Regions from separate parts of the Homo sapiens genome. Here region 1 is linked to region 2. The links are chromatin contacts, found by POLR2A ChIA-PET in ENCODE. All regions are on one chromosome and are shown on one strand. Each heading gives the region's core, a stretch centred on a gene start or an enhancer-like site at or near the end of the contact. The rest is flanking DNA. Distances are from core to core; before and after follow the strand shown.

Region 1 (2,725 bases), core at 90-2,589, about 17 Mb after region 2:
TCCGTCTCAAAAAAAAAAAAAAAGAAAAAGAAAACAAAAAGAAAATACAGTCTATAGGCCGGTTGCTGTGGCTCATGCCTGTAATCCCAGAACTTTGGGAGGCAGAGGCGGGTGGATCACGAGGTCAGGAGTTCAAGACCAGCCTGGCCAACATGGTGAAACCCTGTCTCTACTAAACAAAAATTAGCCGGGCATGGTGGCGCATGCCTGTAGTCCCAGCTACTCGGGAGGCTGAGGCAGGAGAATCACTTGAACCCAGGAGGCAGAGCTTGTAGTGAGCCGAGATCATGCCACTGCCCTCCAGCCTTCGCGACAGAGCAAGACTCTCTCAAAAAAAAAAAAGAAAAGAAAAGAAAATACATTCTACGGCCATACCACCCTGAACACACCCGATCTTGTCTGAAAATACAGAGCCCTGAAGTCATCTCCTACCCGCTCACGGGCACATTCACAGGCTCCCAGTGGCCTACAGAATCGAAGCCTGTCTCTGTGCCTGGCATTCACGATGTCCACAGTCTAGGGATTCTACTTCCCTTCTGCTCTTTTTTCACACCCCACACTCCAGCCCTTTGGACTCTGTAACCTCCTCAGTCCTCATAAGGACATCACTTCTCAGCCTCAGGCCTTTGACATGCGAAGCCCTCTTCCTACAACTCCACCAGCTAGATGTTTACATAGTCCTTTATATTTACCTGTATTTTATGAAACATTGCTGAATTCTCATAAAAACCTTGTGGGGGCCAGGCGCGGTGGCTCACGCCTGTAATCCCAGCACTTTGGGAGGCCGAGGCAGGCAGATCACGAGGTCAGGAGATCGAGACCATCCTGGCTAACATGGTGAAACACCATCTCTACTAAAAATACAAAAAATTAGCCGGGCTTGGTGGCGGGCGCCTGTAGTCCCAGCTACTCAGGAGGCTGAGTCAGGAGAATGGCGTGAACCCGGGAGGCGGAGCTTGCAGTTAGTGGAGATCGCACCACTGCACTCCAGCCTGGGTGCAGAGCGAGACTCCGTCTCAAAAAAAAAAAAAAAACAACAAAAACAAAACACAGCTGGTAAACAGAGGGGCTGGAAGAAGGCTTAGGCTTCAGTGTTGAGCTCTCCACCCCTCACAGTGCCTCTCCCAGCTCCTGAGTAGATGTGGGGCCTCTTCTCTGGATGGACCACAGTTGTCTGAGGGCAGGAGCTGAGCCTCCCCGGCCTCCTCAGTGTGAGCCATCGATGTCCAGCACATGCTGTTTCTCCTGCTCCCCTGGACTTTGGCCATCATCCCACTCAGGCTTGGGGAGAACAGGCTCTTCTGGCAGCCACCCTGGGACAAGCCTGGCTCTCCCAGGTGGCTCCAGCATTCCCTCCACTAGGCAGGTAGAGCCAGCTGCTGTGGAGACTTGCAGCTACCATGACTCATTCACAGCCTGGGCATGGCCCGCCTGTGCCCTGAGCAGAGCTGTGGAAACCAGCTGGGTGGGTCCAAACTGACAAAGCAGCCCATCCACCCATTTCTTCTAGGAGCCCAGGCCCCAGCAATGTGGCCCTTGCTTTTTCCACTTGGACAATGGACTTAAGGAGATAATGCTTTAGCCCTCTAGATCTGCGCACCAGTCAGAGCTGTGTCTTCCTGTATCAAAACCCACCTAATACAACCATGTTCCCTGAGATCATGAGAAAGAGTTCTTTGTGAACTCGGCCTCAAATTCTGGGAATAACTTCCACTTGGATGTGAATAATGGCTCTTCACATTCATCAACAGCTATGTGCTTGGCACTATTCTTTTTTTTTTTTTTTTTTTTGAAACAGAGTCTCAGTCTGTCACCTGGGCTGGAGTGCAGTGGTGTGATCTCTGCTCACTGCAACCTCCGCCTCCCAAGTTCAAAAGATTCTCCTGTCTCAGCCTCTCAAGTAGCTGGGATTACAGGAGCGTGCCAGCACACTCAGCTAATTTTTTGTGTGTTTTTAGTAGAGACAGGGTTTCACCATGTTGGCCAGGCTGGTCTTGTACTCCTGGCCTCAAGTGATCCGCCTGCCTCGGTGTCCCAAAGTGCTAGGATTACAGGTGAGAGCCACTGTACCTGGCCGTGCTTGGCACTATTCTAAACTCAACAGGCCAGGCGCGGCAGCTCACACCTGTAATCCCAACACTTTGGGAGGCCAAGGCAGATAGATCACCTTAGGTCAGGAGTTCGAGACCAGCCTGGGCAACATGGTGAAACCCCATCTCTACTAAAAAGGCAAACATTAGCTGGGTGTGGTGGTGGACGCCTGTAATCCCAGCTACTAAGGAGGCTGAGGTGGGAGAATCACTTGAACCCGGGAGTTAGAGATTGCAGTGAGCTGAGATCAGGCCACTGAACTCCAGCCTGGGAAACAGAGCGAGACTCTGTCTCAAAAAAGTGTTACACTCAACAAAGCTTTGGCCTTGATACCTGATGGTGGGAGGATAAGACAGGAGGAAAATTTTTATCCAATTGTCTAGACCAAGGACTGAAAATCAGCGTAGAGAAGAAAGTTAACCTGGGTCATTGTCAGTGTCAGAGTGAAATCTAGTAACTTGGTCTTCTATCTCCCCCAGCTTCAGTGTTATTTCCAAGGCATCAAGCTGCCTTCCAGGAGCAAGGAGGATGCTGCTTCTGTTTTAGAGCAAGAGTTAATGCAAAAGAAAGTTAGCAATGTGTGCAGCTTTCATGTTGTGACTTCACCTTCATTAGAAATGGGAACAAGCCAAGG
Region 2 (2,700 bases), core at 101-2,600:
AACATTTCAGATTCGTACTTCCACTTCCTGAAAATAATACTGTTTGTAAACGAAAAGGCAATAAGGTTACTCCCAAAACTCCTGTACTCCATGATCCATCCTCAAAGAGTGGAAGGAACAGCAAAGTAGAAGGAACAAAGCACTGACGTCAATTACGAGATTAACCCCAAGCACAGGCAGCTGGAGGAAAGGCCTAAACATCAATATCCACGCACAAGCTACTGGGATAACTAGGTAACAGACCGATTCAGAAGTTGTAGGGGAGGGTATTCGAGTATTATACCCCCACGTTCCCATTTTTAGTCAATCCCCTTCGCAAGTCGAAGGCGGAAATTTTTCCTTCTTTTTTTTTTTTTTTTGCGGGGGTGGGGGTGTGGGAGAGGTGCGCAGGATCGCGAGAAGGAAAGCGAGAACTAGCTGGGTAATGTTAGCCAGAATCTGGGCCTATTTTCTCTTTAATTAGACATAATTTGAAATTGAGGAGGATATGAAAAAGTAACAAATCAGCCGATGGAACGTCTGAGGAAAGAAAGAGGAAAGGAGAAACACTAAACGGATGGATTTCTGGGAATTTTTGTTAGGATTGGGTTAGCTTTTTTTATTTTCTTATCTTTGCGGGAAGGTGGTGGGGTGGGACGCGCAGATGAGAGGAGGGGTGACGCCTGATTGAGCAGCCCCAGCCCGGAGGGTCTCCCCGAGGCTCCCCGCAGAACTTGCGGGCCCCCACCCCCACCCGGCCCCGGCCACAACCCCCGCGGCCCGGCCCGGCCCTGGGTCAGTCTGTCGGCCCTTCTTACCTCCAGTCCCGGCTCCGCTAGGCCCGAACCATCTCCTGGCTGCGGCAGTGGCGGCGCCGGGCCTGCACCTTCACCGGACGCGCATTCGAGCCCGCCCAGGGGGCGGTGACAGGCTGCCAAGGGCGAGGGGCTCCGGGAGGCGGCGGGGGTTCCGGAGGCCTCGACAAACGAAGGCGGCGTCGGCGGCGGCGGCAGCGATGCGCCTCACACGGAACAGGCGTAGGCCCCGCACCGCTCCATGACGGTCGGGCCCGGGCTGGGACAGCTGACTGAGGCGGCGGGGGCGGGTTAACGAAGACCTGGCACCAGGATCCCCGCCCCGTCCGCTGGCGGCGGCGACGGCAGCTGGACTCCTGCAGCCAGGGCTGTGACTGACGCAGCGGCCGTGCCACCATGTGACCAAGACCGGGCGGGTGCGGGGCGTCACGTGATGCCTCTGCGCCCCTCCCCGCTGGGGGAGTAGGGGGCGGGGGTCTGTGGGCCGGCTGGGCCGGGAGGCGACGCCCGGGGTGGTGACGTTCCCGGCTGTGGGGTCTGATGACCCGGGCCAGGCAAAGGACCCGCCCGAGCGGTATAGGCCTGAGCCTCTGGGCACTGCGGCCGCGTCCGGCAGGGCTGCCACGGCAGTACAGGGCCTGCACATCCGGGAGCTCACGCCCTCCTGCGCGTAGCCCGCTAGTGAGGTTCCGAAGGGCGGGGCCGGGCCGAACCGGATATGCCGGTTCTGGGGCTCAGGTGACAAACCCAGGCCTTCCGCCCCTCGCCTCTGGTGGGGATCCGGCCCAACCCGGAGCTTCCTAGACTTGCTTCCAGGTGTCGAAGCCTCGAGTCCTCAAGAGGTCCAGCAAAAAGGCAAAGGACGCAGGAGGCTGTTCGGTATTTCCAGTAAACTTACCCTAAGAAGCCAAACCGTCCCTCTTTCTTCGTCATTTAAACATCTTCTGCCACTAATGTTTTCCTTTTCATTTATTTATTGAGATAGATCTCGCTGTTGTCGCCCAGGCTGGAGTACAATGGCGGGATCTCGGCTCACTGCAACCTCCGCCTCCCGAGTTCAAGCGATTCTAGTACCTCAGCCTCCGGAGTAGCTGGGATTAAAGGGGGGAGCCACCACCTACGGCTAATTTTTGTATTTTTAATAGAGACACGGTTTCACCATGTTGGCCAGGCTGGTCTCGAACTCCTGACCTCAACCAATCCACCCGCCTGGGCCTCCCAAAGTGTTGGGATTACAGGCGTGAGCCACCGCACCCGGCCCACTAATGTTTTTCTTCAGCATATCATTCTGAACACTTCTTTCACCTCTAAACATCTACTATTTCTTTTAAGCTTCACTCTTTATATGCATTTTCTCTATAGAGCTATATAAATTAGGAAATGTCTTAATAGAAAACTCAAAACATGACAGAATAAAAAATAATTGATTCTCCCATCTCTGTCTGTTAGCTGTTTCAGTCCTGGAAGGCAATCACTTAGCATTTAATAATGTATCTTTCCCTACATATTTGTAAGTAATACATTAAAATATAGGGATACTTCTTTTTACACAAAAGGTAACACACTATATACGCTGTTCAGTCCTTTTTTTCTCACTTCAAATATCTTGGATAGGCTGGGCACAGTGGCTCAGGCCTATGATCCCAACACTTTAGGAGGCCGAGGGGGGCTGATCGCTTGAGACCAGGAGTTTGAGACCAACCCCGGCAACATGGCAAAACCCCATCCCTATGAAAAATACAAAAATTAGCCGGGCGTGGTGGTGCATGCGTATAGTCCCACCTACTCTGGAGACTGAGGTGGGAGGATCACTTGAGCCTAGGAGGTCGGTGCTGCAGTGAGCCGGGAGCTTGCCATCCAGCCTGGATGAGAGTGAGACCCTGTCTCAAAAAAAGAAAAAAGAAAA

What was found. ChIA-PET counts read pairs that join two places held with the same protein, here RNA polymerase II (POLR2A).
Region 1: POLR2A ChIA-PET joins it to region 2 with 12 read pairs in PC-3. The contact joins the enhancer-like site here to the promoter of AFF4-DT in region 2. POLR2A ChIA-PET finds 5 or more read pairs at or near these places in 2 of 52 experiments (PC-3 and Panc1).

What each region holds. Positions count from the first base shown.
Region 1 is chr5:149,473,097-149,475,821 of GRCh38, forward strand. No RefSeq gene overlaps it. Among named protein-coding and RNA genes, the nearest start is that of MIR145, 44 kb to the left of the region's middle. Within about 2 kb of position 1,340, at least 6 of the 41 ENCODE cell types and tissues checked have a DNase peak (open chromatin) inside an H3K27ac peak, as active enhancers do; they include PC-3, where a contact is called at or near this core.
Region 2 is chr5:132,962,462-132,965,161 of GRCh38, forward strand. AFF4-DT (AFF4 divergent transcript) reads left to right here and starts at 1,351. Exons shown (of 2, transcript NR_186175.1): 1 at 1,351-1,673; 2 at 1,780-2,229. AFF4 (ALF transcription elongation factor 4) reads right to left here and starts at 1,173. Exons shown (of 21, transcript NM_014423.4): 1 at 798-1,173. RefSeq lists a silencer at 628-1,467.